Linked DNA regions of Mus musculus: region 1 is linked to region 2. A link is a loop called in an ENCODE intact Hi-C map of the cell type or tissue named here. Cell type or tissue: heart. All regions are shown on one strand. Each heading gives the region's core, and the rest is flanking DNA. Links, peaks and the distances in the headings are about the cores only.

The links. A loop is a pair of places that touch in the nucleus more often than their neighbours do. Peaks named below come from ENCODE experiments on the same cell type or tissue, not always from the same donor. Only the 100,000 strongest peaks of a DNase experiment are listed, where the experiment ranks them.
Region 1: a loop joins it to region 2, with 2.1 times the contacts of the local background. A loop is called at or near these places in 3 of 42 quality-filtered maps.

The regions. Positions count from the first base shown.
Region 1 is chr14:66,352,568-66,368,457 of GRCm38, forward strand. It overlaps Stmn4 (stathmin-like 4), which reads left to right. Exons shown (of 6, transcript NM_019675.3): 2 at 1,787-1,878; 3 at 3,019-3,114; 4 at 4,142-4,350; 5 at 5,279-5,470; 6 at 8,508-9,113. The coding sequence starts at 1,866. The coding sequence ends at 8,567. Among named protein-coding and RNA genes, the nearest start is that of Stmn4, 16 kb to the left of the region's middle. In heart, for the core only: a CTCF peak has its summit at 6,278 (motif pointing right); a DNase peak (open chromatin) is centred at 7,954.
Region 2 is chr14:66,179,236-66,187,235 of GRCm38, forward strand. The region is part of intron 5 of Ptk2b (PTK2 protein tyrosine kinase 2 beta); the gene reads right to left. It overlaps Gm52098 (a long non-coding RNA gene), which reads left to right. Exons shown (of 4, transcript XR_003951030.1): 2 at 3,759-3,806; 3 at 5,549-5,670. Among named protein-coding and RNA genes, the nearest start is that of Gm52098, 4.7 kb to the left of the region's middle. In heart, for the core only: a CTCF peak has its summit at 3,625 (motif pointing right); a DNase peak (open chromatin) is centred at 3,616.

The DNA of each region.
Region 1 (15,890 bases), core at 4,374-12,373, 180 kb after region 2:
AGAGTTGAAAGTGTGTGTGTAGGGTCTTGTCACTCCAGCCCAGGCTTAGGACAGGCCCCTTCCCTCACAGCTGTTCGTGTTCACTCCTCTTCTTTCTCAGATGTGTGTTTTCTTCCTCTTCTCCCTGTTCCTAAGCCCCAGCCTCCATCTGACCCATCATCCAAGGTCCTAGGTCTCTGCCTCCCCTGGTGAAAGTTTCTCATCAAGTCACCCCAATTTTTTCAATCACTTTGGACCTAAATGAATGCCAATCCCATGATTAAGGACTTTGTTCTCAGGCAGCAGGCCTGGCTCCATATTCAGGGACTCACTGGTACCATCAGAACCAGCCTGACACCATGGAAAAAAGGCCTATTGTGTTGGCAGAAGAAGGCCCTGGCAGGATCTTTGGCTTCAAAATAGAGAACAGAGCCCTCTAAGAGCAGTTGATCTTGTTTCAAGCCTGTGTTCATTTACCCTCTCTTAGCCTTGACAAAAGGGGGAGCTATCCTCACCTGCAGGGCGGCAAAAACAACCCTGATGCAGGGGGTAGAGGGAGGGTGTTTCCTGGATGCTGGACCAGAACTTGTCCCATTTCACAGGTGCAGCTCTCTGCAGAATGAAGACTAGAAGCACAGGTCTGGGTATGCCACATGACCAGTAATGGGGTGAGATATCACCTAGCATCAACTCTGCACTAGTCTAGTTTTGAGGCTGGAACTGAGCCCACTGCTGGCCCAGGAGCTCCTATCTACATGACCCTCAGAGGGCAGACATACTCGCTATATAAAGACAGGGATCTCATCTTCCTGAGAACAAAGTAGTAGTAGCCTCCTGGCTCATATCACTCTCTATTGGCACAGTGACCATCAAAGGTGGCCAAGCATTAAGCGGTCTTTATGCCAAGCACTCAATACTGGCTGTCAGTGAAGCCCTGTCCCCTCCCCTCTCCTAAGTACTCACAAATGCTCCTCTCTTGAGCTTCCTATCTCTTTTTGGTCCTCTCCTCTCTTGCCATATCCAGGTCTAGCTCCAACCAGCTTAAGAGCAATCCCTGCTTCCATGCAGGGTGTACTTGGCAGCTCTCCTCCTTGTCTCATCTTTTAAGGCTCATTTCAGGGACCCCTTAGGCCCCTCAGCCTTTTGTTGAGGAGAGATTCTTGTCTCTAGTCCTAAGATGGCCCCACATGCCCATGTATGTCTCTGCACTAACGTAATTATTTATGATGGTATATCTCCATGTGCGTGTGTGTGTGCGTGTGTGTGTGTGTGTGTGTGTGTGTGTGTGTGTGTGTCTCCTCTTATGGTCCAGGGTCATTTTCAGTGGATCCAAGGAGCCAAGCTGGTGGTTCCTAGAGGATGAAGTAGAAGGGTATCTCAAAGTGGGTTTCCTACTGGCCTCCTGTCAGAGTTGGCTGGAGGGAGGTCTGGGGTGGAGAAGTTTAGACAGCTATTTAATTTATAAACATTTCCAGACTAATTTGACTGAGGCCTTGCCTCTCACCTTCACCCTGACCTTGAGCCAGGCTATTACACTGCCCAGGGGGACAGATAAACACCCCTTAGAAATAAAGTTGGGGAAACTCATATTTCTATGTCCAGTGCCTCAAGTAAATTGTGAAAGGGATCATTGTGTGATCTGAACCTGCCTGGGTAGATGTGGAGGAGGAGAAGGGGAAAGTGAATGTTGGAGAGGAGAGGGCCTATAGGTCATAGCAGATGCCGTATCCCCAAGATTCCTTCAGTGCTTAAAAAGACAATCTTTATAGTAAGAGCCTGTCAATGTAAACTATTCTCTCTTTCTTAGGGCTGTGATCCAGTTCTGAGCTGGTGATAAACACTCCCCTGTGACTTTTGGTCAATTCAGCCACCAGATTCCAGCCAACATGACTCTTGCAGGTAGGTACATGCACCAGTCAGTGATGGACACCATAACAGAAGCCATCCCCACCCCCCTCTTCATGTGTATACTAAGGTGCATGTGTATGTGTGACACACACACATATGTGCATGGCCTACACGTGTGTTCAAATGCATGTAGAAATCAGAGGACAACCTCAGATGTCCTTTCTCCGGATTCCTCTGTCTTCCTTTTTAAAAGAAAGGGTCTCTCATTGGATTGAAGCATGTGGATAAGGCTGACCGGCCTGTTAGTGCCAGGGATCTTCTTATTCCTGCCTCCTCAGTGGCTTTTCCATGTGAATGCTGAGCCTCAGAACTTGTGTTTGCAGGCAAATATTTTACCAGCTCTCCAGCCCTCTTTCTCTAGGTATGTGTGCATGTATAAATGCACAGAAAGAAAGGGTAGAGAAACCAAGAGGCAAAGTCATTTATGAGTGGTGGGTGGGATCACAATTGAATTCTTCTTTCTCATTTGCTCCATGTGTATTATTTAATTTTAAAACAATGCCTTTGTAATAGTGTTGGAACTATGCCTTCAAGTTTATAAGAGAAAATGAACACTGGGCTATGTACTGAGGGAGTCTTTTATATTATAAATAAAACACGGTGCAATGGGGATAGAGCTGCAGAGGCCCCCATGATGACCTGTGACCTCCAGAAAGACTCAATCATGTCAAGAGTACATTTCTACTCTGTGGACAGCTTCTCCCTGGTTTGATGCCTATGCTGGGAAGATTTGAGGAGACTTCCACCCTGACCCCTTCTACAGTGGGCCTGGACTTTAAGGAGAGTAGCAATGAAGTCTCTCTATTAATATGTTTACCCCTTAGGCAGAAATTTCAAGTACTTTCACAAGAATGAAGTATAGATTTCCTACAAGCTAGTATCAAAGCCTTGGTTTATCCTTGAGTGGGAGTAGGAGATGGAGGGACAGGGTCAGGGCTGCTCTTGGGATCTTTACTTGAGAGTATTTAGCATTTGGTAGTAACAGAGGATAGAGTCATTTGGGTGAGTGAGAATGTCAAATTTCAAGTGTGAGGTGGCCCAGGCTTGGGAGCCAGAAAGTCTGAGCTGACTCACAGAAGTGCTGTTTTCTGGGACTGATGGACCCATCGTCACTGATGCACTCTCTTGTAGCCTATAAGGAGAAGATGAAGGAACTCCCACTAGTGTCTCTGTTCTGCTCTTGCTTCTTGTCTGATCCCCTGAATAAATCATCCTACAAATATGAAGGTAAGTGGGGGCTCGGCTGGGATAGGAAAGGGTGGAAGCTTCTGTGTCCTGTGTTTGTGGGTGTCCCCCCATTGACTCCTATCTCATAAAACTGTCCTAGTCATAGTGTGTCTTCTTTCCCAGAGCCCGAGGGGTCTGAGCCCAGGGGATGTGGTCTGGATGCCAGGCAGCCACTGGGGATCTGGATTGGGTCATCCTGGAGCACTCGCTCCTAGAGTCCCTTTTGCACATTCCTTGACGCCGCAGAGGATGCCAGGATAAGCCAGACACAGGTTCTGAGATTCTGTTCATGGAGACACAGAACAGAAAAGAAAACTTGGTGTATTCACCAGGGCTTCTAGGGACAGATAGAGATGCTCCCAGACAGGCCCAAGGCCCAGGCAAGCACTTCCAGCCTGGATGGTGACAGTGGTGCTGTCTGAGTCTCAAGACCTATCAGAGGGTACTGGATTGCCATGCTCTCAGGAGGAGTGGTCAGGGGACAGATAGGTCATCTCTTCATTTCTCTTTGCAAGGAAGGGATGGGTTTGGTCTGTCAATAAGAGAGATGGGTGTTTGGATGACCTGAGACTGTTTTTTCCATTTAGGCTGGTGTGGGAGACAGTGTAGGAGGAAAGGTCAAAGCCAGCGGAAAGGCAGTGCTGACTGGAGAGAAAGAAGAGAACAGGGTAGGCCGGAGCCAGGGGTGAGGTCCACAGGCCATCAGAGGGACAGGGCAAGGAGGGGCTGGGGTGAGGGTGGGTGAAATGAACTGGTTGTCTGTCATCAGCAAGGAACAACAGCAGGTGGTGTTGCTGTGACTGTTATCACAAATCACAGCTCCTGGGATCCTTGCCTAGGGAATCCTCAAACCTTACTCTGTCAAAGTCACTGACCTTAGGATCCAATATTCAGGATCAACCAGCCCCCTAGTCATTGGTGTGCCTTGGGACTCCCAGCTTCCCTGTGTCTGTGTGCATGTTCGCATGCTTGTTGGGGCCCCAGCTGCTCCTCAGAAGGTGAGCAGCCCCAACTCTGCCCTCCACAGCAGATACAGTAGACCTGAACTGGTGCGTCATCTCTGATATGGAAGTCATCGAGCTGAACAAGTGCACCTCGGGCCAGTCCTTTGAAGTCATCTTGAAGCCACCTTCCTTTGACGGGGTGCCTGAGTTTAATGCCTCCCTCCCAAGACGGCGAGACCCATCATTAGAAGAGATTCAGAAGAAGCTAGAAGCAGCAGAGGAGCGAAGGAAGGTTAGCAGCTGCATGTCTCTTTCTCCCGTCTCATCGTGAGCAGGACGTGCAGCCCCATAACTCTTTGTCCCATCCCAATGGGAGTGGGAAGGATATTTAGAGAGCACCTCCCGAGCCCTGGGCATAGACCAGGAATTCTCAGTCTTCCTAGTGCTGCAACCCTTTAATACAGTTCCTCATGTTATGATTACCGCCCCCACACCATAACTGTACCCCATTGCTCTTCATATCTTCATAATTATAATGTTGCTACTGTTATGGATTGTATGCAACTATCTTATATGCACCCCCACATGTTGAGAACCACTGGTGCAGACTAAGACACCACCTGAAGGAGACAAAACTATGAGTATACACTGGGTGAGCTTATAGTTTGGCTAATGGCTAAAGTGTCATAGTCCTCTCAGAGCTGGCTTTGTATGCAGCTTCCTTCTTCCCCATTGATTCTCGCTCCTCAGCTCAGATGCATTTTAATGTGAGCCTTTCTTCATCTTTCAAGGTAAAAGAAAAAAAAATAGCTTTCTCCATTTAATTGGGTGGTCCCTCCCTTTATATCCATGGCATTTATCACACACACATCTGAGTTCTGTTATTTATTAATATGCATGTTTACTTCTACTAGGCTAACTTTCTCCTTTTCCTGGTGTCTGGAGTTGTGAGGGTCTTGAAGTTCATATAAGATCACTTAGTACTTGTGAATGAATGAGCGGAAGAATGGATGAGGAAAATGAGAGAAGAGATCCAGAAGCTATTTAGGAAAGGGCCACTAAAGTCAAAGATGATGGAAAGCTTTGCAGGTGGTCTGAGCTCTCTGCTTCTGTGAAAGAGGACCAGGTTCAGGGATGCATCTCATCCGAGTGTGGCACTGTTAAGCTGTGATGGTAGAAGTTCAACCTAAAGGGTCTTCCTCTTTCTTGTGTTGCCCTAGTACCAGGAAGCTGAACTCCTGAAACACCTCGCGGAGAAACGAGAGCACGAGCGAGAGGTGATCCAGAAAGCTATCGAAGAAAACAATAACTTCATCAAGATGGCAAAAGAGAAGCTGGCCCAGAAGATGGAGTCCAATAAGGAGAACCGGGAGGCCCATCTGGCTGCCATGTTGGAGCGGCTGCAAGAGAAGGTAATCCATGCTGGATTGGCAGGAGGCTCCTTCCGTGGCAAGAACGTGTGACCTACACACCACTCTGGTGGAAGTAGCCTCTGCAGGAATGGAAATGCTTCTCCCAGGCAGGGTCCTCATTGTTCTAAGGGGATGATTTGGGAAGTCATAGGCAGGAAGCTCACATCACACTCTGGGGTGGCCTCTGGGGATCTTCTAGGGTTTTACAACAGAAATTACTCACTGTCTCAGGAGCCAGCTCACAGCCTTCTTTTCTAGAGAAAACCTGTCCAGTGCAAGTATCTCAGGAAAGGCACATGTCTACACACTTCTGGCTTATCGTTGAATGGGCAGATTTGGGTTAATGAAAGATGCTAACTTGAACATGACTCTGAGCCAGGTTTACAAGCTTGGTTGCCAGAACAGCAGGATACAGAATTCTCCCCAGAACTCCTCATAAGGGCAGAGAGTAGTAGGTTTTCCTCAATAGTCTGCCTTTGTCAATAACTCAAATGTCACCTGCCTATGAGCGGTGTGAGAGACTGAGGTTGGTCTTCCGTGTCATTCTTTGGAAGACATGCTGGCCTCATTCCCTGAGTCCCAGGCTGCCTCAGTTTCTCCTGCAGCTCCTGGGAAGCTTTAGCTCTGTGTTTTATTTCCAGGAGCCGCCTGCTGCGCGGTGACTCCCGGGACCGATCGGTGGCCTCGTCCCATGGTGAGCAGCGTGGTCCTTATTCCTTCCCGCCTACCCACCTAGAACCTCAGGCCCTTGGCAACAGTTACCAGAAAGATCTGGCTTCATCCAGGCATGTGAGCTGCACAGGCTGGCCAGTAGGTGGCAGCCCCATGCTCTGATGTTCAATTCCACGAAGGACAGCATGGCTTCTTTCTCCACTGAGTGCCTTAGAGGAGGGTCACAATCCGAGCATGACCTTGGGCTTCTCCAGTTAATGAGAGATATTGTAGGAAAATTTAAGATTGCCTTTACTTTTTAATACTGGGTCTCATGTATTCCAGGCTGGCCTCGAATTGGCTATGTAGCCGAGGATAGCCTTGAAATTCTTATCATTTTGCCTTCACCTCCAAGTGCAGGGATTGTAGCCTGCCCAGCCTGTTCTATGTAGGTTCTATGCAGGTGTGGGGCTTAAACCCAGGGCTTTGTGCATGCAAGGTAGGCAGCTGCTAACAGAACCACATCCCCAACCCCAAGGCAAATTCTTGAGGAAACCACAGTTTGGATGGGAGAGGTTATGGGCTTATAGACCCAGGTTAAAACATATCACAAAGCTAGACTGTATTGGAGCACTTGAACATTTGTTTATAAAACACTTTCATTTTTATCATAACATGGTTATCGAAAGTTTACAAGGCAAACATTCTTAGTTCAGACAAGGAAACCATTCCAGAGGTCAAATGATTCACAGAGATCTCCATGGTATACGAACAGTGAAGCTGGCCCTGGCCTCTTGTCCAAGTGACTGCTTTCTTGCCTGGCTCAGAGGCAACATCCCAGTATTTTCTCACTAGCTTTTTCTCATCAAGGGATTTCTGGAGACCAGAGGCCAGAGGCCAGAAACCCAGGGCTCTGCATAGCCAACTCACTTGAAACCAGAGATGGAGGCAGAGGTAGAGTGGCAAGGTTGTGTGTGGAATGTCAGCTGTGTACATCAGGTAGAAGCTAAGAATCAAGATGCCAGATCAGATATCTGAGAGGACAGTTTTCCTCTGAGACCTGATCTCCACTCATAATTACTCACTGGAGGAAGCAGGAGGCAGGAGGCAGGAGGCAGGAGGCAGGAGGCAGGAGGCAGGAGGCAAGATTGAGAGCTAGGTATATGTTTTCCTCTCTCCCTCACACCTCTGTCCCCAGACCTGGGATACCTTCAACATCAACAATGTTGTCCATGCTAGCTCTTGTGTTGTAGGTCATGACCAGAATTCCTAGGCCTAAAAACCCCATTCCAGACTTACTGCCTGACTTTCTAGGGGTAAGGTCTGACTCTGTGTGGACTCCAGGTCATGTGATAGATACCATAGTTTGAGAACCAGACATACTGCTCCTTGCTTTTAGCCTGTCGGAATTTCTAAGGGCTCCTGGAAAGACTAACTGTGGGTGAGGGTGTATCTTAGGAACCTGGGTGGCCTCAGTGGCTCTATTCCAGGTTAATCTGTCAACTCGTTGTGACAACACTGGAATCTGGGAGGGGGATCATTGGGTACCTTTTGTTTCTCACAATAGGGACTGGGAAACATAAAGAAGAAAAACACATATATGCTCCCAGCCTACAAGGACACAGATATTTATTTAGTGATCTGGAATCACATGGAGGCAGGTGTGGCATGGTCCCATGAGTGGACACTTGTCACACAGTTTCAGAGCTGAGCCAGCTGCCCATTCTAGTCCCTCTGGAAAGGTCCAAGAAGTTGAGTCCCAGTTAGATAAGACAGTCAGTTAAGGTCACACAGCTGGCTGGGGGTGGGAAGGAAGATCTAGTCTTTTGGCTGAAATATGCTACAAAGCAAATGAAGGTTGTCTTCCAACACATGTAAGGGAGCCCACTGTCTGGAGTCAAGCACTATTTCCCAACAGTTCTCTGTCAGTATGTAACTCAAGGGTCCTCCTCCTTCAGTCAGAGATTTAAGACGACGCTAGAGAGATGGGAGAGAAACAACACATCTGTGGTGTGTCAGGGATGCTGGCAACGGACTCATTCTTTTCCCGTTCCTTCTAAGCTGGCTGTCCTAAGCAGCCCCTTATGTTTAGTCAAGTGACCATTTTGAGCACCAGAATGACCAGTAGAGATAGAGAGGGCCTAGGGTATCTTGGGGTCACTGTGAGGTGGGTCCCCTGCAGGACGTGGGGACTCACCAGTTCGTGCACTCTGTGCCTTACACACCTGTGTCCCGCGTCTTACTCGCCTCCTTCCTCCCCTTAGGATACCTTCGCTGACAGCTCTGCTCTGCCCGTGGTGACCATCTTTTGCGTTCCATTCTCTTGCCCTTTGTCCTCCCCTGGCAGCCTTGTGTGACCCGCCTTTGTCCCTCCCTTCCTCCCCAGGACAAGCACGCAGAGGAGGTGCGGAAAAACAAGGAGCTGAAGGAAGAGGCCTCCAGGTAAAGCCCAGAGGCCAAGGAAGTTTCCAGGACAGCCGGACAGCTCCCGTAGCAACCTGGTTCCAGCAGCCTCGGCTGCTGGCTGCTCTCCCAGCACTGGGGTTCGGGGGGAGGGGGGTGGCCAAGGGGCGTTTCCTCTGCTTTTGGTGTTTGTACATGTAAAAGATTGACCAGTGAAGCCATCCTATTTGTTTCTGGGGAACAATGATGGGGTGGGAGAGGGGACAGTGAGCGTGTGGAAGAGGGAGGTGAAGATGAGCCCAAGGACATTGTGACACTGTCCACTGACTGCAGACTTGGGCCAAGGCCCCCGCTTTTCATGGCTCTGCCTGGACATCCGGCCTCCAGGTTCCGAGTGGAGAGAAGATGAGAACTGGGGTAGAAGTTCAGAGTGAAGGGCAGAGTCCTGGCGGGGTGGTGGCTGCAGGGCCAGCAGGACAAGCCCGTCTGGATGGAGTGAGACCTGCCCTGCAGCGGGTGGGATAAGGTCTGTGTGCGTCTGTTCATTGTCATCTTTTGATCATCATGACCAATGAAACATTTACTTCCAGTCTCCAGTGTTTTTATTTCCCATATTGGCTCTTTGCAGATGGGTAGAGTGTTTTAAAAGTTTGGCTTCCCACCTATCGGATGGCAGGTACCTTTTAATGTTTCCATCTAGGTATCCGGTGTGCTGGTTCATGCTAGACACTGGAATGATGAGAGCTTTGCCTCTCTTTCTCCTTTTAAACTCCTTTTGTGGGCTGTCCCTTGGTGGCTGGAGGCCACCGAGCTGATGAGAAAAGAGATGCTGTCTTTCCTATCTGTAGACTCACATCCTAGTACAGTCCCAAGGATTCATTATAAGAAGGACATTCTTAGCCTGTGTAGCTGCTATAACAAAATACCTTAGGCAGGGTAATGTATGAATGACAGGGATCTACTGCTTACAGTTCCCAAGGTGGGAAGGCTAAGATCAAGATGTCTGCTTTCTGTTAAGAAAACACACAGTACCTTCTTGCTGTGTCCTCTTGTGGTAAAAGTATGACAGGGGTCCATAGGCCTGGTTTATTATTTGCCCCATCTGTGAGGGGAGAGACCTCTGACCCAATCACCTCCTAAATGCTCCACCACCTGGTATTATGGGGGATGAAGTCTAATATATGACTTTTGAGGGAACAGCGCCATTCAGATATAGCAGAAACCCTCACCAAGGGCTTGGAGTCTAGACAGATCACAGAACTCCAGTGAGGAAATTTCATTTGTTAGAAGAAAGCAGAAGGGCCATGCTCTCTAGGACTCTAGGCCAGGGCTTCAGAGGACAGCCCTTCTGACTCTCTTCTGCAAGCAGGAGTGAGGTGGAGTCTTTATGAGCCAGATCCCAGGGCATCTCCACAACTTGCCTTAATGTGTTTTTGTTTAGCTTTGTATACAAACTCTTTACGGTTGCCTTAATATTCTCTTGGCAGTGCTGCTATAAGTGAGCGTCAGTTTAGGGTAGAATAGCTGGAAGAACAAAGGTGGCAGTGATGGTGAAGGTGACGGTGATGATGATGATAGTGGTGGTGACAATGATGTGATGATGCTGATGGTGATGGTGGCAAAGATGGTAGTGGTGATGTTCCTGGCAGCTCATACTTTTAGGCAGTACCTATTAGATGCCTATTTTCTAGACTTCCCACAAATGGGGCTTCATTCTTTGTACCAACTGTAGGAGAAAGCTGCTGCTGTCATCCCATTAGCCAGAACAAGAAACTGAGGCATAGAAAGCATAAATAGATTGCCCAAATTCCCACACATAGTAAGTGGGAGAAGAGGTCTTGAATTTGCAGCTTGTTCCCAAAGTCTATATTTTTAGTCTCCGCACAGTACAGCTTTCTGGCTCATCTAAACTAAGCCACAAATCCCCAGTCAGGGTTTCTCAGACCGAGTTGTGACTCACTGGGTGGTGAGACCAACTCTGTGGTCCCACTCAGCTTCTTTTTCTTTCTTTTCCTTCTGTCGTGCTGGAAATGAAAAGCCATAGTCATAGAGGAAAAGTATTTTCTGCCCAGAATTGACATAAATAAAAGTTTTAATAAAGAATAGACACTGTAGACAGACGCACAGTGAGCAAATTCTCAGAGAAAGAATCACTCATTATAGCAAGGCGTTCTTATAGTGAAGGGATCTCTATGGGGAAGGGGACCTTGTAGGAGTGGATCGTTACAGGGAAGGAATCCATGTAGGGAAGGGATCCTTTCTTGCAATTAAGTTACATGACTGCCTTTCCTGGACCATCTGTGCAGGGTCTATTTGAACAGATAAAAGGAAGGCAGCTTGCTTTCTCATTACCAGTAGCTGTTATAACATCATTTGTCTTTCCTAAGGCTGGCTGTTTGGATGAGGTCCTAGAGTCTTGGGAGTTAGGCTTTAAGTAGGGCAGAGGCCATGACAAATCACTATGTTGGGTTTCAAGCAGTTAATGTCTCACGGTTAGAGTATTTTTGGTGTTTTACTTTTGGCTTTCTTGGTATGGTTTTTTCCTTCTTTCCCTTATTCTCTCCCTCCCATCCTTCCTAGTAGAACAGAAAACAACACATCAAAATTAATTTTAGTAATGAAAGTATGTTTTCCTGGAAATTATCAATTTTTATTTTGTGGCCATATTTCCAGGGCACCACACAGAACACATTTCTTCCTCAGGTTGACAACCAAGAACCCTTTGAAAGCTGCAGCTTTGGGAAGAGCTCAGAGACAGGATCAGGCTGTCTAGGCTGCAGTCTTTGGGGGCTTCAGGAAGCTGCTGTGGAGGCCAGTGTAGAATGAAGCCTGTGACTTCAGATTTGCTTTTTTCTTGATAAATAGAGAAAAGAGAATAGCCTTGAGGGTCTCATTTCAGAAATTAACTCCATCATCATCTTCACCTCTTCTGTGGACTGAAGGCTAGGAGCTCTCTCAACCCTTCCTCTTCCCCTGTTCCCTTCCCATTCTCAGACAGTTGCCCTTCACTCAATGCTCTTGTCCTTCTATATGCTTGTCCCTTGCTTGGGTTGTTCTTCCCTTCCTTGCTTGGTTCCTAACTGTTCCTTTAAACCCAGCTCGGATGTTATGTCCTCTACTCTGCTAGAGCTTCTGCTTTTGTGTATTCTGGTTACACACACTTCATTGCTTAATCTCACCTATTAGACAAGACCAGGTTTAGGAATCTTTGCGTCCTTAGCAGTGGGTGTTTGGCTAAACTGGGATTAAGAACATCAAGGTGACCTACAGATAGGTGAGTGAGAGCTAAGGATGAAGAAAACAGTCACATGACAGCTCCACTTGTGTAGCCTTTTCCTTAAGCTCCTTGTAGAAGATGGAGATCTGAGGTGGCTGACAGCCTGGAGAGACAGCTCAGTTGCTGGATGTATAAACGTGAGGAGCTGAGTTTGGATTCCAAGCACCCATGTAAAACCCAGGCATGGTGCAGCGCTGGGGATTTGAAGACGGGAAGATCCCTGAGGCTTATTGGCTGGCCAGTCTAGTCAAATTGGTAAAGTGGAGGTTCAGTTTGAGACTGTCTCAAAAAAGTGGGGAGCAACTGAGGAAGATGTCTGGTGTTGCTCTCTGAGCTCCAACATGCACCTTCACCTGCACACACTTGCACAAATGTGAATGCCAAAGATTGGAGGTAGCTGATCAGGGTTATGCAGAAGGTTGAAGTTCATCTCCATGACAACTTGAGACCTCACCAATCCCTAGCCCTTGACAGAAGACCTGAACACAGGACAGATGTGTATATCATGGAACATCTTCCAGAGTCTAGGCCACCAGTAAACATTTCCTGCAGTGAAAGTGGCCACAAATCAAATGTGGCAGGAGGGGATGAAGTGGATGGAGGATGAGTTTATAAGAGACATGTGGTTCTGAGGTCCTCGGCTAGTGACTTTCAATGGTAAGCACTCTATAATCCTGAAGCAGCAATTTTGCTTTAAGCAAGCAGAGAGCACAGCGTTTTCTTTGGATGACTGGAGCCTGAATGGTGGATGAGCACCAAGGGGCATCCCATTCAGCCCCCAAATATAAATTAGAAGCCTGTTGATGATTATCTAATGCCAAGCCTAAATTATTTTACATAGAAACAGCTTTCCCACAGTTTAGCTAAGAATCAGTATATCTTGCTCAGTACACAGCCTTCCCCTCATTAAACTTCAGTGAACACTGGAATCCAAAGATATGGGAGATTAAAAACCCTAAGGGAGTAAACCAGCTTCAGTAGGCACAGGAAGGAGTGGGGTGGAGACACACTCTTGCACATCCATCCCTCCTTGTAGTAATTGTTGTAGAAATCTGGCCCCAGGTTTCTACCCTGCCTTAGTTATTTAAGTTCCCAGATGACACACTCACAGCTTTCTATTTACAATAAGCCTTTAAACAAACAAGAGCTGGACAGATATCTACCCTCCATGGTGATAGAATCTACTTACTATCTAAAACTCCAAGTTATTACTCTATTTCATCTGGGAGACTCTTAGCTCTAATTAGGCAGCCCTCGGGGCCAGGTTATCTTGACTCTTAACCCTTAGTGCTTCTCCCTCCTCCTCCTGCACTCTCTTTCCTCATGGTCCTCCTCTTCCCGTCAAGCCCACAAACCCCCACCTATGTCTCTTCTGCCCAGTTATTGTCCATTGGCATCTTTATTTACCAATCAGAATTATCTTGGGGGCAGGGTCACAGGGCCTACTCTAGACTCCAGGTCTTGGGGGCCCCTTGCTTAGCATTACAATAGTCAGTAAAAGACACAACCTTAACAATTCCTAGAGCAACAGTAGAGAGAAACATGAAAAGGAATAGATACCCTACTTAGGAGGGATCATGGCCCTTTGTACTGTATATTATGTACAAGTCTAGAGGACTAAGGACAGAGCACAGCCCACACTTACAGCACATCTTCCTGATCTAGGAGAAAAGCCTCTGCTCTTGTGAAATCTACAGGGACAGCAGGAAACTCAAGCACCAACACAGTGCAGAGTAAGGGAACATAGTGACCTCCCTAGTGAAGACATCACAGGAGTGACACACTATGGAGTCCAAATGCACCTGACATATTCAACATGACAGCATGATATGCCAGCACACATCATTAAGAGATGGCTGGCATCTAAAATGGCTCTTGCTTAGAAGTGGAAGAGATACCAGCCCACCAGGAATCTATTGTATGTATTTTCTAACATGAACATAGAGGAAACATGAAAACATGGGGGCACAACTCCTCCCAAAGTTCAGAATTCCATCAACTGACTCCAAAGACACTGAAATGGGTTAAGGGTTATAGAACGAACTCAAGAATGTTTTTATTTATTTTGTTTTATTTAAAGAGCTTTGGGTAGAACTCAGGCCCCCATGCTTGCTATGCAAGGGATGTATGAGAATAGGTTTTTACTGTGCAGCTCAGACTGGCTTCAAATTCATAATCTGGTAAGAAGCAGTGGTCTCTCCCTGAGTGCTCGGATTACTGTTGTATATCTCCACGCCCACCTCAGAAGACTGATACTAACCAAAACTAATGAATTCCAGTAAAATACAAAAAAAAATAGCCAAAATGAATTAAGGAAGACAGCATAGGATATGAATGAGAATTTTGCAAGAAAGAAAGAGAGAGAGAGACAGAGACAGAGACACAGAGAGAGGCAGAGAGAGAGAGGAGAGAGAGAGAGAGATCTGGAAAAGGAATCCAACAGGATTCTTCAAAATGAAAAGCACAGTAAGTCAAATTATAAAAAAATTCAGTGGGAAAACACTCCAAACAGACTAGATGAATCACAGAACAGAGAGAGAGAGGTCAGAGCTTAAAGGCAAGGTTGATAAATAAGAGCATGTAGACAATAATTAAGAAAATAATGAAGTGAGCAGGCAAGACCCCTGGGACATGAATAAGAGACATTTTTTTTTTTTTGGAACAGAAGAAGGTGCTAAAGTGAACACTAAAGGCGTAGAAAATGTATTCAGTGAAATAAAAGCAGAAAATTTCTAAAATCTAAGGAAAGGTATGGGTATAGGAGACATTTGTAATCCTAAGCAAATGTGGCCATGTTAAAGGGTAACAGTAAATATTGAAGGAAGGTTATTGTAAGCTGGGAAATGCCAACTTACTTATAAAGGTAACCCCATCAGAACAGCAGAGAGTTCATCATGGAAACTCTAAGAAGGCCAGGAGAGTCTGGGGTGATGGACTTAGTGTCGGCTCTGAAAGGAAATAACTGCTAAGTCTGGATTTCTAAAAGCAACAAAGTTGTTCTGGAGGTGATCTGAAGGATAAGCACCTTCCAAGATGTCATAGTAAGTCATTCTATGTGATGACTTCAAAGGAGTCTTAAGTAGAGGAGGTAGAGACATGGCTACCAAAGCACAGGAAAGGACAAATCCCAATGTGAGCTCATTAAATGTGCAAATAAAAGCCAAGAAAGGATTGAACGATAGAGAAATAACAAAATGAAAGGAATAAATACATAACAAGTATATCATTCAGTGTAAATGGTCTGTCTTCTCCAGTTAGAAGCCATGATCTCACTCTTTACATGAAGCATCAGACTGGATGATCAGCTGCCTGCAAGAAACACACCTCACAGGTTGGAGAGATGGCTCAGTGGTTTAAGAGAACTGGCTTCTCTTCCAGAAGTCCTCACAGTTCGAATCTTTTCTAATGGGATTTGATTTCCTCTTCTGTCTGATGCCTCTTCTGTTGTTCAGGCATACATGCTAATAGAACACTCATATACATGAATAAATAAATAAATAAATAAATAAATAAATAAATAAATAAATTTAAAAACCAAACAAAACCCAATAACAACAACAAAAAAGAAACACACCTCCCCAGCAGAGGCACATGCAGATTGAAAGGAAAGGATGGAAAAGTCATGTTACAGAGGAGTGGAACTCCCAGACCAGCAGGAACAGGTAAGTTCATCTCCATCATAGCAGACCCCTCAAAAGTCACCAGAAGAGACACAAATCTCTACACACAAGCAAAGGGAATGATACACCAAGTAGATATTGCAATTATGGATACATGCATAATGAATGTTAGTGGAGCCATGCTCAAAACGTAAACTCTAGTAAAGAATCATGGGACAGAGAGGCCCATACATGTAGTAGTAGGTGACTGTAGTAGTTCTTTGTTATCAATATATAGGTCATTTAGACAAAACCCAACAAAGAAACTGCAGAGTTAATTTACACTGTGGACTCAGTAGAGATGAGTCACATATAAATAGTCCATCTAACAACTACATTCTTTTCAGTAGCTTACATGACTTTCTGCATAATAGAAATATTTTAGAATACAAAGCCAGTCTTAACAAACACAAGAAACAAAATCATATCT
Region 2 (8,000 bases), core at 1-8,000:
GGTGCTTGCCACCAAACCTGAGGAACTTTGACCTCCTCACACACTGTGACACGTGTTCCCCCCTCTCTCTCCCTCTCCCTTATCCCCCCCTCACACACACACACACACACACACACACACACACACACACACACACACACACCAGACCATCGTCTGCATTTGTTTTGTTTCCACTGTTTGACACAGGAAAAGAAGTGACACAAAGTAAGAATGAGAATGAGAACACAACATGACAGGAGCCTCCATATTGAATGTGTTTCAAACACCACTGGATAGAATGGAGTAAGGCAAAAAAAAAAAAAAAAATTAAAGTTTTTTTTTTCTTATTCAATCAAAAAGGGACACATTCGACTGAGGATAGTGTGGTAGGGACAGTTCATGACTACTTGAGGGATATTATTAAATTCTAGTTAACGATATTGGAATATACCTCTATTCTATCTACTTCCAAGCCAAGAGAAAAGGGTAGAAAGTCTTAAACCATATCAAATGAACGGAAGCCAGGAGATGAAACCAAGAATATGGTTTTACCTGGACTCTCAGCCTGCGGCAGGAATGTCAAAGTCTAAGGCTAGCCTGAACTATAGAGTGAACATGGGTTACAAGGTCCCTGTCTCAAAACTAAACTGAACTAAAAGAAAATCTACAGTCACGCTGTGTGTTTTATTTCCTAAACACATTTCAAGTGTGCCTTGCATGGGTCTAAGTGTCCTCAAATGGGGGCAACTTGGCACTATCCCCCTGTAGCCTGAAACCCTTATCTACATCTGGAGGTGCTTTTGGTTGCTCCACATGCTGACAGCAGCATCTAGAGATGTACACTACAGTGTGTACCCAGGAAAGCCCCATCTTGACAAGGAGTTACCCATCCCTAAACGTCCCTAAGTAGGAGAGAACTTGGAAAACGCAGAGCCATGGCTCTTTCCTTCTGCCCCTTCTCTCTGCTGGGTTTTGGAAATAGCGATGCCAGGAAAGAGGAATGAGCCTCTGTAGGGCAGGTCTGCAGACGTGAAATCACAGGATGAATGATAGCTCCGGGAGCAGGTTCAACTAGGAGCTCTAAGGGGCCTGTCTAGGGTGCTTCATCACCCACCCAAAGCACCCTGTGGTTAAGTTCTCCAAGATCAGTCATGGCAGCTTTAGAAGTTCCCCCAAGCCAGTGCTATCTGCTTCTTATGACATTTCTAGAAAACCTCAGAGCAAGCCTTCCCAGGACTGTTCTAGTCAGTGTGGTTGTCCATATTCCCTCCAGGACTGAGTGAGCTATGACACATGTCCTGGGTAACTGCACACACTGGCTTCCCTTACACAAATGGCCTTGTTTTAACAGCACAAATATTGGAACAGAACTAAAAAAAGGGGAATTTAGTCCTTTGTGAGTTACCAAGTGTGGTGGTTTGAATGAGAATGGTCCCCAGTTGGTGGACCTGTTTGGGAAGGATTGGGAGGTGTGGCTTTGTTGGGGGATGGCTTTGAGGTTTCAGAAGACTCTCAACATTCCCAGTGGATCAGAATGTGAGCTGTCAGCTGCTCCTTCCTTCTGCCACCATTAACTTAACTATAAACCCTTTGAAATTGTGACCCAAATTAAATGATTTCTTTTATAGATTGTCTTGATCATGGCATTTTATCACAGCAATAGGAAAAAAAAAAAGTTGGTACCCAGAGTGGAGTCAGTACTGTTATGATGCACCTGACCGTGCTGGTTTTTGGGGGAGGAATGTGGAAGACTTTGGAACTTTTAGCTAGGAAAGCAGTTGACTCCTTTAAGTAAGGCTTAATGGGCCATCCTAGCACAGGCTTGGAAGAAAATAGTGCTCAGAGCAATGTGAACCATGGAAGAGCCATTCAAGAGGTTTCAGAGGAGATCACTATTGGACACACGGCTCTATATCATTCTTGTGATATTTTAACAACAACAACAACAAAATATGAGGCTGCTGACTTCTCTTGTCCTTAGAATCTGCCTGATGCTAAATTAAAAAGTGTTGGAATAGTTTTCTTGGTGGAGGAGAGTCCAAGACAGCCTAATATTGATTCTGTCCCATGGTTGGTAATAAATCAATAACAGAGGAAATTTTTTTTTTTTTGCAAATGTGATTCAACAGGCCAGGCTCTATCCACATGGGCAGTCAAACATAGCAGTGTCATCCACATGATCCTAGATTTCAAGTCAGAATGGATACATGAGTAAAGGGACCATGGAGTCTTCCTCTATGGTTGAGGAGAGCCCCTGAGGGCAGGTGTGTGGCAAGGGAGTCCCTACATGAAGCTACTGAGTGAAGCTAAGCCTGGATTGCTCTGGCGATCCCAACGCAAAGGAGGTGCTGGAACCATAAGACCCTGCCAAGAAGAGCTACATACAGGGAGTGGAAGCATCCCGAGAGGGAGAAGCATGGTGCAGTCAGCAGAAAAAGAATAGAGCAGTGGTTCTCAACCTGTGGGTCGCGACCCCCTTGGGGGTTGTAGATCAGATCCCCTGCATACCAGATATTCATGGCTGTAGCAAAATTACAGTTATGAAGTAGCAACAAAATAATGTTATGGTTGGGGGTCCCCACAACATAAGGAACTGTATTAAAGGGTTGCAGCATCAGGGAGGTTGAGAACCCCTGGGGTGGCGCCATCTCAGTCCTCTGACTTTAGACATGGAGCAAGAAGACCCAGAGATTGCCCTGTGAGTTTTCAGTCTTGCGCTGGCCCAGTCTTTTCTCACTGTGTCTTCTCTTCTCCCATTTTGAATTGTAATGTATATTCTGTCCTCTTGTATGTTGGAAGTATGCAGCCTGCCTTTTTTTTTTTTTAATTTCATACATGGTTACAGTTTAAGAGATTGCCTTGAGTCTCAGCAGAAGACTTTAGACTTTTAAACAGTGTTGAAACTGAAAGACTACCAGGGCTTTTGCAGTTAGACTAGATGCATTTTGCATTACGATCCCACAAGTTTGTGGGGGACCAGGGAGTAGAATGTGGTGGAATGGCCCCCCATAGGCTCATATGTTTGACTATTCCAGTTGGCGGGCTGTTGGGAAGAGGAGGCAGGGCTTTGTTGGATGAAGTGAGCCTTTGGGGGTGAGCTTTGAGATTTCAAAGTATTCAAAAACATCTAAGACATCAATTCATTGACGTTTTTGTTTACCAGGGTAGACAGAACCAACCACACAGTCTAGCATGTGCGTGAGGTGAGTGAGGGGCAGAAAAGGCCTTCAATGATGGAGAGACTCTCGGGCCGAACAATCATTTCCTTAAAGACGTGCTTCCCCAGACCTGCTTTAAAGTTCCCTCTGCAGATAAAGCTAGGCAGGTAGCACCGACTTACACACCTTAAAGAAGTTGCCCAAATATGGGAGCCTTTACCTTCCCACACCCAACCACTTTTATAATGTTAAATGTGAGAAGAGACCTAAGCTCCATGCTCTGCCGCACAGCGTGATGACGGAAGCTAACAACAATTTCATATTTCAAAAGCAACAGAAGCAGATGTGTCAATCAAAAACGAAACTTTAAAATAGACTTTTTTTCTCAGGCTGAAGAGGGGAACCATAAGAGGTGCCAGTTGTTTGGACTGCCTCTAGTACCCATAGGTTCTCTCCAGGCCGAGCCTGCAATTCTGAGAAGCAAACACTAGATGGCAGCAGTCTATGGGCGGGTGCAGACTCCTAACCGATCCACACCCAATCCCCAGAACTAAGGAAAATAAAGACATGCAAAATCCTCTTGGCAGTAATAAAATGTTAACTTGTTGCCAACATTTACAGGTTAACCACAAGGTCAAATTCCTTCCTGATTTTCTGAAGCAAAGCAAGGTGAGTATTCTTTCTCTAATCCTAGCCTTGTCAGTCACTTCTGAACAAGCCCTGGGTAACACATTCACTATGATTCTTTGGCCCAGAAAGTTCTGTTGTCTCACTGGCTAAGGGAAATATTCCTGGTTCCATCTGGTCAAAGAAGATAAGTTACTTGGTCCTTCTGACTAACTCTAGCATATGGCCCATGCACTTCATAGTTTACTGTGCAATAGGGAACAAGAAAAAGAAACTTACTCTAAGTACTACCATTTCATTTTTAAAAACTGAGTTCAAGATCCCAGGCCCTAGAGGACTTGGGGACTTCCCTATAGTTGACCTGTTTCTCAAGGACAACTTCTTCATCTGCTGACAGGGTCAAACAAGTTCACGTTCCCAGGCCTAGGAATGAACACCTATCCCACTTCTCCAAATGTTTTCTTAATGCTCTGTTAACTGGTAAAGAATACAGAAATTGCTGTTATCTAAATCAAGGTGCCTATGTTGTAAAAACATATAATCAATTGCCTGTTATGCCCTAATTAACTGCACGAGGCTGACCTACTCCTTTCTCCACACATCTCTCTGAGCTCCAGACCCAATGTCTAGGAGAATGAATTAAGGACCTTGAAGCCAGGTACCCTGGATATGGCCCAGTCTCCATGGGTACTCCCTTGCTTAACCCATAATGTCAAAATACAATTGCAAGACACAAACTAACACTGCATCGCTCCTAGCTCCCCCTTGCTTTGTGTTCCCATCCTTTAAAAATGTTGTACAATCTCCCTTCAGGGTTACGGTTCAGATCCTGAACTGGCCACCTTCCTGAGCACTCAGAAAATAAAGCTTTCATTTTTAAGCTTCCACATCTGAAGTATATTTTCTTGGCTTCCACCCTGGACCCAACAGTAGAATGCTTACACAAAGTGATGTGTTTGGCATCTATAAAGAACCCTTCGATAAATAATAAATAAGTATCAATTAGCTATCATCCCAACTATGTGATTCCCTGGGAAAGGCAAAACCGTAATAATAAAAAGGTTGGTGGTGGCCGGGGAGGGCGAGACAAACAATAGATGTTCACAGTAGTGAAACTTCTGCATGACGTTTGGCCACACTCGTGGAATGTGTGACACTCAGGTGAACCTTGATGTGAACTGTGGACTTTGCGTGATCCTGGTGCATCTGTGGATATTCATTCACCATAAGAACTTCACTGCTCTTGAGGGATATTCACAATAGGGGAAACTCTGTGTGTGTGTGTGTGTGTGTGTGTGTGTGTGTGTGTGTGTGTGTGTGTTTGCTGGGCCCAGGATCCATGGGAAACCTCTGTGCCTTCTGCTAACTTTTGCTGTGAACCTAAAACTTCTCTAAAAACAAAACAAAACAAAACAAAACAAACAAAAACGAGTAAACTGAGCCCAAGGGGGTCTGCCTCAGTGCTAGAGGGCTTGCCTCGAGCACACAAAATCCTGTACCACAGATATAATTAAGAGTGATATGAAAAGGCCCTCACCCTCCCACTTGGCACAGGGACAGAGGGAGACTGCCTGCTCTCCCTTGAACATCTTTCTTCCGTTCTGGTCACCCCTTTGCTGCCTGTCAGGGCCTGTGACCTCCTCCTCCTGGTCTTTCTCCCTCTCTTCAGGATAGTCCAGATCTCAGACCCCTTATAGAATCAATGAATAAAGAACTAATTCTAGGACACTTTGTTATTGTTCGCAGGACTCTAAATATATTAACTAACTCACTCTTCCCAACAGCCCTCCAAGATGGTTACTGCTAACATCATCCTTATTTTCAAGATAAAGAAATTAAGGCACAGAGGGACTATGTAACTTGTCAAGAACAGCACAGCAAATGAAGACTCAGCATTCCTGTCCAGGTACCCCGCTTTAGACCCTCTGTTCTTCCCAGTCAGCCCAATTCTTCTCAACAGGAACCAGTCCCCTGAGGTCTGATGTCACCAGTCCCCTGAGGTCTGATGTCACCAGTCCCCTGAGGTCTGATGTCACCAGTCCCCTGAGGTCTGATGTCACCAGTCCCCTGAGGTCTGACATCACCAGTCTCCTGTCTTATGTGCACATTGTGCTTCTTTAAACCAGGAAAGGATATGTTATTTTTTTTCTGGTGATGTCATTTATCTGTAGGCAGGTTATGCAATCCTTGATGTTGGTAGAAGGAGGCCAATTGCCCATGAGTTTAAGTAAAGAACCATAGGTCTAGAAGATTCTGCCTTATGGTCTGATTTTCAAAAACCTGTCTGACTCTTGGTAAGAATTAGTAATAACCTCATTTTAAAAGTCCACTCACCCCATCACCATGTAAGCTGTGAATTCTACGTTGTCCACTTGAAACTCACTGGGCCTAGAAGCCTAGTAGGTTTACATAGGTGTTTTCCACATACCCACTGGAATACCACAGCCCTGGCCCTCAGAGTTAGAGCCTGATTCTTTCTCAGGCTCAGGATATCACCAGAATGGCAGGATGTTGGATCATGAAACAGTGTGAGTTTGGGGACAACCCTGAGGTGATTAAGGAACAGACTCTAGCACACTATGCCCTCTTGATGAGACTATAGAGACCAGTTCAGACACCTCTCTGATTGTCTAACTCAATGTGACTATAGAGGCCAGTTCAGATACTTCTCTGGTTGTCTAACCCTTGAGTGCCAAGCTTGGTACTTGGACTGTAACCAATATCAGTTTGAGGATGGTTGAAGGGTGTAAGAATATGAAGTCATTTGCCAGCAGATCTGGACCAGGTGGCTTACTGGAGTCTCAGAATAACACCACAGTCTAGCATGAGCTCCACAAATATCAAGCTCAATAGATCTGCTTTTTAGCATTGTCTCATTTCTGAGAGGAAGCCTGTAACATCTGGTTCAAGCTTCATGACTACAGCAGACACAGAAGACAGACAAGGACACATATAACAAACTTCATAGGTTCTCTGGTACACTGTCTATGAGCACCCAAGATGGCAGACCCTATACTGGGTACTATTAGGTCCTTGCTTTTGTGGGACCAGCTGCCACTAACTGTAAGGAAATGAGGTGTCCTTAACAAGCCAACAATCTCAGATACTCAAATCAAAATGGAACCTTCACCTTCCGGCTGTACAATCCCCACCATGGACCCCAACAACCTCTCTCTAAGCCCCACCCCCCAGTTCCATGGAAGAGTCAGCAGAGTTCCGTTTTCAGTCAATGTGGATGGATGTCATGGGTAGAGTCAAAAATCCCCCAGAATGACACTTTGGGCCAAACAGAAGTAACACTTGGCAACACTCCTTGAAAGTCTTTCAGCAATTCTGACCAGGCTAACTGCCTCTAAACCACCTCAGAGGCTAGCTAAAAGTTCATCTTCTAAGGTCTTGTAGACCACAGGACCAAGGGTGGGGTTGGGACGCTAGTGTTTCTACCTCCCAGGTAACCACAATGTGTGCTCAGATGTTGAAGCTGCTTTTACACTGATGGGGCCGCACAACAGGGAAGGGAGGTTTGACCAGGGGGTGGCTGATCAAACTGAAGGTATTGTGGCCTTGGTCAAGACCAGGCTAAGCACATAGGTTTAGCCACAGGGTCCTCTTCTGTCTCAAATGGCAATGGGATACAACAGCAAAGGGTAAGGCCTGGCTTCTTAGACTGTCCTGTCTCACTCTAACGATGTCATTCTAATGATGTCATCAGCCTGCCATCAAAATGGTCATTGCTTCCACTATCTCATTCCCAGCCATGGCTTTTGCCCCACATTTCCTGGTCTGGAATGCCCAGTTCCCCAACCTAACTCCACCCACTATCTGCTAGCTGAAATCTTTCACTTCCTTCCAGGAACAGTTCAACTTTACTTTTGGTCACCTTCTCCTAGTAGAAGACTGTTTGAGACACACCCATTCTGTCTCTAATTATAATTAACGGCATACATGCCATCTCCAAACACTGCAAACTGATTTGATGGTGTGCTAACCTAGGTACAAACTGAGTACGTACCTCTTGGAGCTTGGGATGCAGCCATGGGCAGCCCAGACTGAGATCCCTACCTTTGAGTGGTTTCCTAAACCCAGGCTAGAGTTCTAGAAACATCTCTGAATCACTGAGTAACAGCAGCAGTGATGGGGGGGTCAGAGAGACAGGCAGCTTAGAAATGAGGGCAGGAACAGGCAATGGTGGGTGGAAACAGGCAATGGGTGGGTGGGTGGGGGGTTGGGACAAGC